Linked DNA regions of Homo sapiens: region 1 is linked to region 2. Evidence: chromatin contacts called from ENCODE Hi-C or POLR2A ChIA-PET data. All regions are on one chromosome and are shown on one strand. Each heading gives the region's core, a stretch centred on a gene start or an enhancer-like site at or near the end of the contact. The rest is flanking DNA. Distances are from core to core; before and after follow the strand shown. Region 1 overlaps NTN4 (netrin 4). Region 2 overlaps NTN4 (netrin 4).

Evidence for each region. A loop is a pair of places that touch in the nucleus more often than their neighbours do. ChIA-PET counts read pairs that join two places held with the same protein, here RNA polymerase II (POLR2A). Pooled maps may share reads with other maps.
Region 1: a map of ascending aorta shows a loop between it and region 2 (2.1-fold over the local background). The contact joins two enhancer-like sites. A Hi-C loop is called at or near these places in 7 of 168 maps with a recorded cell type or tissue (Calu3, ascending aorta, heart left ventricle and 2 more), 19 of 37 single-sample maps with no recorded cell type and 11 of 50 pooled maps. POLR2A ChIA-PET finds 5 or more read pairs at or near these places in 7 of 52 experiments (A549, AG04450, Caco-2 and 4 more).

Annotation. Positions count from the first base shown.
Region 1 is chr12:95,738,797-95,743,844 of GRCh38, reverse strand. All of the region lies in intron 2 of NTN4 (netrin 4), which reads left to right. Among named protein-coding and RNA genes, the nearest start is that of NTN4, 49 kb to the left of the region's middle. RefSeq lists a cis regulatory region at 2,969 and an enhancer at 2,897-3,041. Within about 2 kb of position 2,929, at least 11 of the 41 ENCODE cell types and tissues checked have a DNase peak (open chromatin) inside an H3K27ac peak, as active enhancers do; they include ascending aorta, where a contact is called at or near this core.
Region 2 is chr12:95,696,823-95,701,973 of GRCh38, reverse strand. All of the region lies in intron 5 of NTN4 (netrin 4), which reads left to right. Among named protein-coding and RNA genes, the nearest start is that of NTN4, 91 kb to the left of the region's middle. RefSeq lists enhancers at 1,483-1,532, 1,583-1,652. Within about 2 kb of position 1,478, at least 6 of the 41 ENCODE cell types and tissues checked have a DNase peak (open chromatin) inside an H3K27ac peak, as active enhancers do; they include ascending aorta, where a contact is called at or near this core.

The DNA.
Region 1 (5,048 bases), core at 1,680-4,179, 40 kb before region 2:
GAAGGGAGAAATAAAATAAGTTGATAATTATAGCTGGATATTTCAATACTTTTTCAAGGATACAAGGTGCATTATCAAGACAGAACATATACTGAGTCATAAAACAAGTATTGATAAATGTAAAAGGATTCATATCATACAAAATATGTTCTTTGACCACAATGAAATTAAGTTAGAAATCAATAACAGGAAGGTATCTGGGAAATCCCCAAATAACTGGAGTAAACACACTTTTTATTCCAGTTATTCAAAGAAGAAATCAAAAGGAAATCAGGAGTATTTTGAAATTGAATGGAAATGAAAACACAGCGTATCAAACTTCGGGGGGATGCAACTGAAGAAGTACCTAGGGAAAAAGAAACATCTCAAATCAATGATCTTCAAGTCCAACAGAGCTTAAAAGTAAAATTCACTGCTTAGTGAATTATTTTTAAAAAGTCAAATCAATGATCTAAGTTTTCCCTTTAAGAAACTAGTAAAAGAAGAGCACATTAAACACAAAGTAAGCAGAAGAAAGTAAATAATAAAGATAAAAGCAGAAACCAATGAAAAAGAAAAACAGAAAAACAATAGAGAAAATCATTAAAACAAAAAGCTGCTTCTTTAAGAATGTGAGGATGTGTCTAGTATCTTAAGAACTGTTAAAGAACAAATGCAGTTATGTTCCTGAAGTTGCTATTTTTAGTAAATAAGAAAACTAGATCAGAAACTATGGAAAAGATTTGTATTTCTTGGAGTGTTTGCTATACCTGCCTGATCCATTTTCTTAAGAATATGAAAGATCTTGTGTGCTACTGAAGAGAAGAAATCCATAAAGCATTTTGAAATGTATTACATATTTTTACATAGTGTTTATACATAGATGTGTGTGTTCACATCGTTCTCATCAAGAGTGCGGAACTTGTGGTAAGAGCATCTTGCTATCTGTGTTCTTCTAAACTCTAGACCCTGTTTGGCTTCTCCTCTTAGAATGATACTTGGAGAAATAGTTGATTCATTTATTCATTCAGCAGTCATTATGAAATGCTACAATGTGCCAGAGACTGTGGGACATGCTGGGGAGCACAGCTGTGAACCAGACAAACAGGATCCCTGCCCTCTGAGCACTGAGTCTGATGTGAGATACAGACAAGTAAATAGGCAACAACAATAGAACAGTGTAAGTGTGCCATCATGGAAGGAACGAGTTCCAAGGGAGTCCACAGGACGGCCTTGAATATTATTCCTCAAGCTAGCAGCTAAAAAGAATTTTTAAAAATATGATCACATTTATTATTACAAATTTTTATAATTCAACATAGGCAATACAATGTTAGGCATGGAGCAATATGTTAAGATATGAGTTTGATTCTCAAAGAATTCCTTGACTATTATGTACCTAATATTTATTCCTTATTCTGTTCACACTGTATTGATGCTCTGTTTAAATTTTCATCTCAAAGCATAAATAAGACATATAGCATGCTTTTTTTTTTTTTTAACGCCACCATGCCTGGCTAATTTTTGTATTTTTAGTAGAGATGGGGTTTCACCATGTTAACCAGGCTGGTCTCAAACTCCTGACATTGTGATCCACCCACCTCAGCCTCCCAAAGTGCTGGGATGACAGGCATGAGCCACCGCACCTAGCCTAATTTTCCATCTTCTTATTGAGAATTTTTTATGAGTATTCTAGAATAGAAAGATCATATAGGTCATTTTCACCTGTTCAGGACTTTGTATGGATTTCTCTGTTACACTGGGGCACAAAGAAATGGCAGAGCCTGAGCCAAGAATCCCCATCCTCAGGCAAAGTTCAAGGGATTCGAGGCTTAGAGAAATAAGGCAAGACCAGGAAAATGTGAAGATTCCAAAGGTTAGGTAGGAAGGGGTCCATGATTCATTCAGAGGGTCAGATATTTTTTAAATTATGCATTTCCTTTACCCATTGATTTCAGCTTTGGAAATGTATCTTCAGGAAATTATTACAGTAGTCCTCCCTTATGTGCAGTTTCACTTACCGTGGTTTCAGTAACCATCAACCATGGTCCAAAAATAGGCGAGTACAGTAAATATTTTGAGAGAGAGAGAGAGACCACATTTACATAAATTTTATTACAGTGTATTGTTATAATTGTTTTATTTTTCGTTGTTCTATTTTATTATTTGTTGTTAATCTCTTACTGTGCTATTATAAAGTTTAATTTATAAATTATATATAATTTTTATATATATATATTAAACACTTTAAAAGAAAGCTTGAGTGGCTATATTACTATCAAAGTAGATTTTAGATCAAAGAATATTGCCAAGGATAAAAAGGGACATACATAGATAAAACAGTCACTTCATCAAGAGGATATAACAATCCTCCAGGTTGGCATGGAGGAGATATATATATATATATATATATATATATATATATATATATATATATAATTTATACATAATTTACATTATAGGTTTTTCCTATACATACATACCTATGATAAAGTTTAATTTATAAATGAATTATATATAATTGTATTTAATATATAATAAATATATAATTATATATCATATATAATTCATTTATAAATTAAACTTTATCATAGGTATGTATGTATAGGAGAAACATAGTCTCTATGGGTTCAGTACTGTCTGCAGTTTCAGGCATCCCTTGGGGGTCTTGGAAGTCATTCCCGGAGGATAAGGGCGGACTACTGTCTGTACATCCACATTTTAGCTACAAGGTTGTTCCCTGCAGTGGGTTACACTGAAAAGCTGGAAGCAACCTAGTTGCCTAACAATAGCAGCCTGGCTAAATAAATTATGTCATAGCCACACACTGTAATTCTAAGCAGGTTTTAAAATTATGTAACGGTGTTTCTCAAATTTTGTTATGTGTCAGAATCACCTGGAAGGCTTGTTGAAACACAGATTGCTGGGCCCCACCTGCAGAGTTTCTGATTCAGTTGATCTTGGATAGGGTCCAAGAATTTGCATCTCTGACAAGTTCCCTAGGGGTGCTGTTGGTCTGGGGAACCATTCTTTGAGAACCTCTGATGTAGAGATACACTTAGTGACTTGGAAGAATACTCACAAGGTATATAAAGATGTTTATGTTGTATTTTATATGTATGCATACATACAGAAGTTTAAGTAGAAAGATATTATCAAGTTGGCATCCCTGGTTATCTTTGGAGGTAGATCACTTTGTAGGTACTTATTATCTTTAATATTTTGCATGACCGATTTTTCTGTAATGAGCATAATATTAACCACCAAAACATAATAAAAGTTCTTAATTAAAAAATGAGATCATGAAGTCCTGGCCAATAGCACTAACGAGCCAGAAATACTGAAGTATGCTTGAACCTGGTCAAAAAGCGCAATCCCTGACTTTCTAAATATTAATATATCTTGTTGGGAGTGTGTATTAAGAGGCAGTTGTAGACAGAGGATCAGTGATGGGCCTATAGATACATTCCCTTCCTTATGGGAACAAAACACAGAAGAGGCTGATACTATCCTGAGGGCTTCTACGTGTTTTCTTACTTCATTTCACTCATGCCATACAGGCTTCTTCTGGGGAAGTTTGAAGAAAAACTGGGTGGGACCCAAAGGGCGACCTGCCAGAAGTTGGAAGCATCTGTACTGGCGGACTCTTTGTTTCCTGACGCAGGGTAGATCCATTCCCAGGGTATCAGATTAAGGCGTCTCCTTTCTGGAAAAAAGATTTCATGGTTTAAATTCCCGTTCACTTTTGTGTCTGTGGCACTCTGCTGTCTCCTTTCCAGCACACAGCCTCAGGGGTCATGATGTCCCTTCCCTACTGATATCCGCGTGCCAACTGTGGTGTCATGCACACCAAGCACAGAGCCGCCATTCAGCTCCCACTGTCTGGGCTCAGGAAGCAGAAGAGCTTCAAAGTTCCTACAGACCTTGACAGAGCTTCCTCTGGCTTTGCCTGTGCGGAACAATTCTGAGGGTGAGGGGGAGATGGAATGGGGTGAGAGAGGGAACTAGGGTAAATGTCAAGGGTAAATACGTGGCAGAGACAGAGAGAGACCAAACAGTTGCCACCGAGGCTCAGGAAAAGGAAGGGTGGGCAGATAACGAGGAGAAGGACACCACAGACTTTTCAGTGGAGCTCTTACTTGGTTAGCACTGGTGTGTCCTTTTCCATGTCCTTGCATTACTGTGGTTGATAAAATAGGAGGTAGCACTTTACTGATATCATTTAGAGCAAGGGTTCTTCCTGTCTAACAGAAATGTCAGTGTTTGGAGGTCACGTTGAGAATCAGTTCCATATAAAGCCCATAATGGATTCAATTTTTAAAAAATGCTTCGAAACAGAAAATCATGTTCTAGCTGTTGTTAAAAGAAAAAGATGTTACTTCTGTACTGACTTTTGAATATATGACATATTGTTTGTTGGAAAATTTTATTTTCTGATAAGCTTCCTTCCACCACTTTGCATGTGGATAAATGGGACAGAATGTGGTTTGAGTTTAAGATACAATGTTGTTTAAGCTTTAAAAGTTCAAAAATAGCTAGAAATACAAATACCGGTTAATCCGTTATTTCTTATTATTGTCATAATACTGGTGTTTAACGTGAAATTCAGTATGCGAATGAATTTAGACCCGACATAAGGAAGTTATTTGGAATTCTCACCTATTACACAAATGCCAAGAACAATGTTAAATTAATTAATTTGTTTACCAAAAATTTATTGAATACTTACTATGTGCCAGCCACTGTCCTGGGATACATACGTGACCGCCTACATGAAGTTTTTGGTCTGGACTGGGAAGATAGTAAATCACTAAACCACTACAAATATAATGTCAGATGGTGATAAGTACTAAGAACAGAAACCAGGCAGAGCCATTATAAGGACCTTGCATCTTGTTCTGAGGAGAATGGGAGGTCTTCAGGTGGGGGTGGTTTAAGCAAGGGAGTGACACGATCCAATCTCTGTTTATAGAGAACCACTCTGGCTACTGGCTAGACCATGAGCTGCAGAGGCCAAATGTCTGCTGAATTATTACCCTCTCCCCCACAGTTATATTTCACTGAGGACA
Region 2 (5,151 bases), core at 229-2,728:
GTCATTTTTAATGAGTTGATCTAGAAAATGAAACAAATTGATGATGTTCTTCCTCACAGCATCTATGATACATGTAATAAAATACGTACCTGGGCATGTTGATTCATTCAACAAATATTGATGGCATTAATCTTGGGGTTTTGTTTGCAGTTAGGTAGCTAGTTTCCTGCCAGGTTAAGCCAAGGACTTACTGGTTCCACGAATGTTCTAGGAGATTTTTCCTCCCACTCTCCTGAGAAGCACCATGCTAAATGCTATGGTTTTATGTGTACATTTTTACTTAATGGTTATAAATTCATCAAACCTGAAGAAACGAGGCCCTGAACCAAATCTTCTAGCCAATAGATTTATTTCTTGTGAGCAATTAAATCATCCCTGTTCTCACTTCCTCTTTATTTCAACCTTAATCAGAGTCTACTGTTGGACCCAGCACAATCAACTACACATTACCATGCCAAGAAATCACTTCTGAGGATTCCAGGGATGTTGTTTGTTTTTTTAAGACTGGGGAGATCACTGAAACTGAATTTATTTCTACAGCTTAGGAAAAAAAAATTTTTGAAAGGACAGTGCATTTAAGGTCTGTAAACACAAGGGAAAACATGAATCTCTCCAGCTGAACCTAGGGCTGAGAACAGAAATGGAGGCTCAAAGTGACTCGTTGCTCAGGCACAGAAGGAAAAAGGGGAATGTAATTCTCACTGTGTACTGAGGTACTTTGAGGAATCTCATCTCTCTGTTCAAAAAGTGGATAGTCTCTTTTAGAGTAACTCACTTGAAACCTTTAAAGTCACCTATGTGACTTTGGTAACCTATAACACAGGTAGATTTTTCTATAGCAGGCATATTTTTAAAATGTGACAGCAGGGGTGGTGGCTCACACCTGTAATCTCAGCACTTTGGGAGGCCAAGTGGGCAGATCACCTGAGGTCAGGAGTTCAAGACCAGCCTAGCCAACATGGTGAAACCCTGTCTCTACTAAAAATACAAAAATTAGTTGGGAATGGTGGAGGGCGCCTGTAGTCCCAGCTACTTGGGAGGCTGAGGCAGGAGAATCACTTGAACCGAGGAGGCAGAAGTTGCAATGAGCCAAGATTGCACCACTGCACTCCAACCTGGGCAACAGAGGGAGACTCTGTCTCAAAAAAAAAAAAAAAAAGAAAGAAAGAAAGAAAAAAGAAAGGGAAGAAAAGAAAAAGAAAGAAAGAAAAAAGAGAATAACCTTCCTAGATAATTGTGTACTGGCTTTTGCGGCAGGGTTCGTGGTGGGAGGGAACCCTGACCTGATTCACACCATTTAGCAATTTCTGTGGTTGAAACATTCTCACCACGGCCAGTTTCAAACTCTCAGGTCATTTTTCATCAGGAAGTCAGACTCAGACTCTGAGTCAAAAGTAGAACGGTTTGGACAAGGTCTTGCCTCCACTTTCACAGCCCCACTTCTCTCACCTCAAGTCATTGGTTCCCAAACCTGGCTGTGGGTCAGAATCACCAGGGAGCACTTACTCAAAATGTGCAATCTTAGAGTCCTGCCCAGAATACACTGAATCAGAATCTCCAACAGGGCGTCCGGACAGAAATCTGCATTCCTTTAAAAAGCATCGTTGGTGACTCTGATTCAGCCTTTTGGCCTCTTGGCTCAGCATTTGAAAACCACTGCTTATAGCAGTCTTGTCTCTAGCATAAGCTCTCTTTAAAAAAAAATTAATTAGCTGAGCATGATGGTATGCACTTGTAGTCCCAGCAACTCAGGAGGCTCAGGCAGGAGGACCACTTGTGCCCAGGAGTTTGAGGCTGCAGTGAGCCATGATCACACCACTGCACTACACAACCAGGGTGGCAGACTGAGACCCTAAGTAAAAAAAAAAAAAAAAAAAAAAAAAAAAAAAAAAATCCTCACTTTAGAAGAATACACTGTTTGAAACAGGTGTTTAAAGAAATGCCTGTAGAACAGAATTAACTCCTTTTAGGAAACAACCAGTTAATTCCTTTACAATAAATTTATTGACTTTTATGCCAAGACACATATTTTAAACTATTACATAGTCTTTCTCCATATTAAAAGGAAAATCAGAAAATGGAAAAGAAAGCAGAATTCATTCTCTGTCAAAGTAAACAACCTCTTGAAAGATTGGCATGCCCTTCCTTCCTCCCTGATGGGCCAAAATAAATGTAGTCAATTGCCCTTTAGCACAGAGTGAATAAAAATAAACTTGGTCTCTCTGCCCTAAAACCCAAACCAAGCATTTACCAAGATAGCATCTGGTTTCATGGCTACCTACCCAAATGAACCAGCTATCTTTGTAAAGAAAGGGTTATATCATCCAGATCTTTTTTTTTTTTTCCTTCTTTCTGGCTTAGGTGAAAACTACTCAGCTGTTGGAGATGCAGGTGCTTTGGGTGGATGACTCTCTTGCCTCAGTCTCTATTGCCATTCTTCACATTCTACTCAAATAGCCCCTTCTCATGATGCTCTCAGGAAGAGTCTCTGCATTTCCGTTTGCACTGATCTCTCTTAAACAGTTATTTCATTTTACCTCCTGTATAGTGATGCTTCCATTTCAGTCTATCTTTCAAGTACAATTTTTACACTAATTAAATCCAGAATACCTTACCACAATTACACATGTAAGAAAACATAAGCACCTTTCATTTGTTTATTCTCGTGCCTGTGAACCAGTCCATTCCTTCCCAAAGGTTATTGAGGTCTCTTCAAATAGTAACTTGTGGGCTTTTTCTTTCAAATTGTAGGTTTGGCAAAGTCACGTGAGTTCATTTTATACCATATAAACAACATAGACATCCTTGTTTTATATTGAAAGCAACTGTGAATGATTCCAGCATAGAATCAATATGAAGTAACTGTTTGTGGAAACCACACTTTAAATAGAACAGTAACTTGGCAGTAATAGTTGGGAAACTTTAATCTCAGCTTTTTTTTTTTTTTTTAATCCAAGAAGTAAAACCAGAGTTTAAGAAGTGAGAGAAATAGAGAAAATAGATATGTCATAACATAATAATCATACTAAGGCAATCCTTTAAAAAGATTAAATAACACATATTGAAATTCATCAAAAAAAGAGAAGCTACGATTATTTTTTATTTTATTTTTTTTTTGAGGCAGAGTCTCACTCTATCGCACAGGCTGGAGTGCAGTGTCATGAACATGGCTCATTGCAGCCTCAAACTCCTGGGCTCAAGCAATTCTCCTGCCTCAGCCTTCTGAGTAGCTGGGACTACAGGCATGTGCCATCATGCCCAGCTAATTTTTTAATTTTTTATTTTTAGTATAGACAGGGTCTCACTATGTTCCCCAGGCTGGTCTTGAACTCCTGAGCTCAAGTGATCCTCCCACCTTGGCCTCCTAAAGTGCTGGGATTACAGGCTGGAGCCACTACACCCAGCCAAAACTTTACAAATTGATGGATAATAAAAATCAGTCACATTTGGGAAGAGAAGTGGACAAGGTCATGAAATTCTCTAAAATGTCTTCCAAGAAGAAAGTGGAATGCAGTAATTCACTGAATAAATAAATAGTATACCATTCTACTTTTGATGAGGACATGTAATAATCAAGCAAACAATTAGAAAATATCAAAATCTTCAGAAGGTCTGGACAAAATTAGAAGGTGCATAAAGAAGAGAATGAGCATTTGGTGAATGGCTGTCATGGACCAGACCTCGTGGTAGGTAATTTAGCAATGTTTATGTGCTAAGTTATAGCTTTATGTGCTATATTTTCTATTTTACAAATGAAGACACTGAGACTTAAATTGATTACAGTTGTCCCTGTTCCTCCATCCACAGTATCCTCGAGGGATTGGTTCCAGGATCCCCGAGGATACCAAAATTCATGGATGCTCAAGTCCCTTATATGAAATGGCTTAGTATTTTCATATAACCTATGCACACCCCCCTGTATACTGTAAATCATCTCTAGGTTACTTATAATACCTAATACAATGTAAATGCTGTGTAAATAGTTGTTATACTGTAGTGTTTAGTTGTATTGTTGTATTGCTATTTTTTACTGGGTTTCTCCTCAAATATTTTTGATCCACAGTGGGTTGATTCTATGGATGCTGAATCCACGGATGTTGAGGGATGACTGTATATAATTTGCCCATGTTCACATAGCTGGTCAGTGCCAAGGCTGGGATTTGAACCCAGGTTAGTCTGACTACAAAGATCCCATGACCTGCAAAGATCCAAAGAACTGTATTACACACCGTGACCCAGTTAATGACAACAGAATCAAAACCCAAAGGAAGAAATAATAAAATATATATTTTAAAGGCAAAAATAATTTTTAAAGAACCTAGTTTTTTTGAAAAAAAAAAAAAAGTAAAAGCCTTTAGTTTTGTAAGGCCCTGCTTACTGATAAATAGCCATGTAGTATTTGAATCTAAAGAACTGATTTCATCCTAAGGAATCTTAGTATAGGAAAGATGGAAATGACTGGAGAATATTCCAGATAGGCCAACAAAAACCATCAAGAAAAGAGAGATACTAATGAATAAGTGTGAAAGATGATAAATATTGTCAGATTATCCAGGAAATTTCTCAAGGATACTACAGCAACTTTCTATAAATACTCAAAAGGTGTAAGGGGGAAGTAGAGGTGTGGCAAAAAATAATTTACTTTCCTTGAACAAAGAGTTCTAATTGGATATAATTGGGTGAAAGGAATTTCAGATTGATTAATGTGAAAGAAATTTTGCTGCCAGTGAAAGGTACTTACGGGTGGAGAATGTCCCCTATCAAGTTAGAATAAATAACTTTTTTTTTTTTTTTGAGACAGGGTTTTTGCTCTGTCACCCAGGCTGAATGGAGTGCAATGGCATGATCACAGCTCACTGCAGCCTTGACCTCTTGGGTTTAAATAATCCTCCCATCTCAGCCTCTCGAGTAGTTGGGACTACATGCACATGCCACCACACTCAGCTAATTTTTTTTTTTTATTTTTTGTAGAGAGGGGCTCTTGCTGTGTTGCCCAGGCTGGTCTTGAACTCCTGGGCTCAAGTGAACCTCCGGCCTCAACCTCCCAAAGTACTGAGGTTACAGGTGTGAACCACCGTGCCTGGAAAGAACTTTTCTTACAAAAAATAAATAATAAAGCTGGACTGACTGAAGCATTAAATATAGGATATA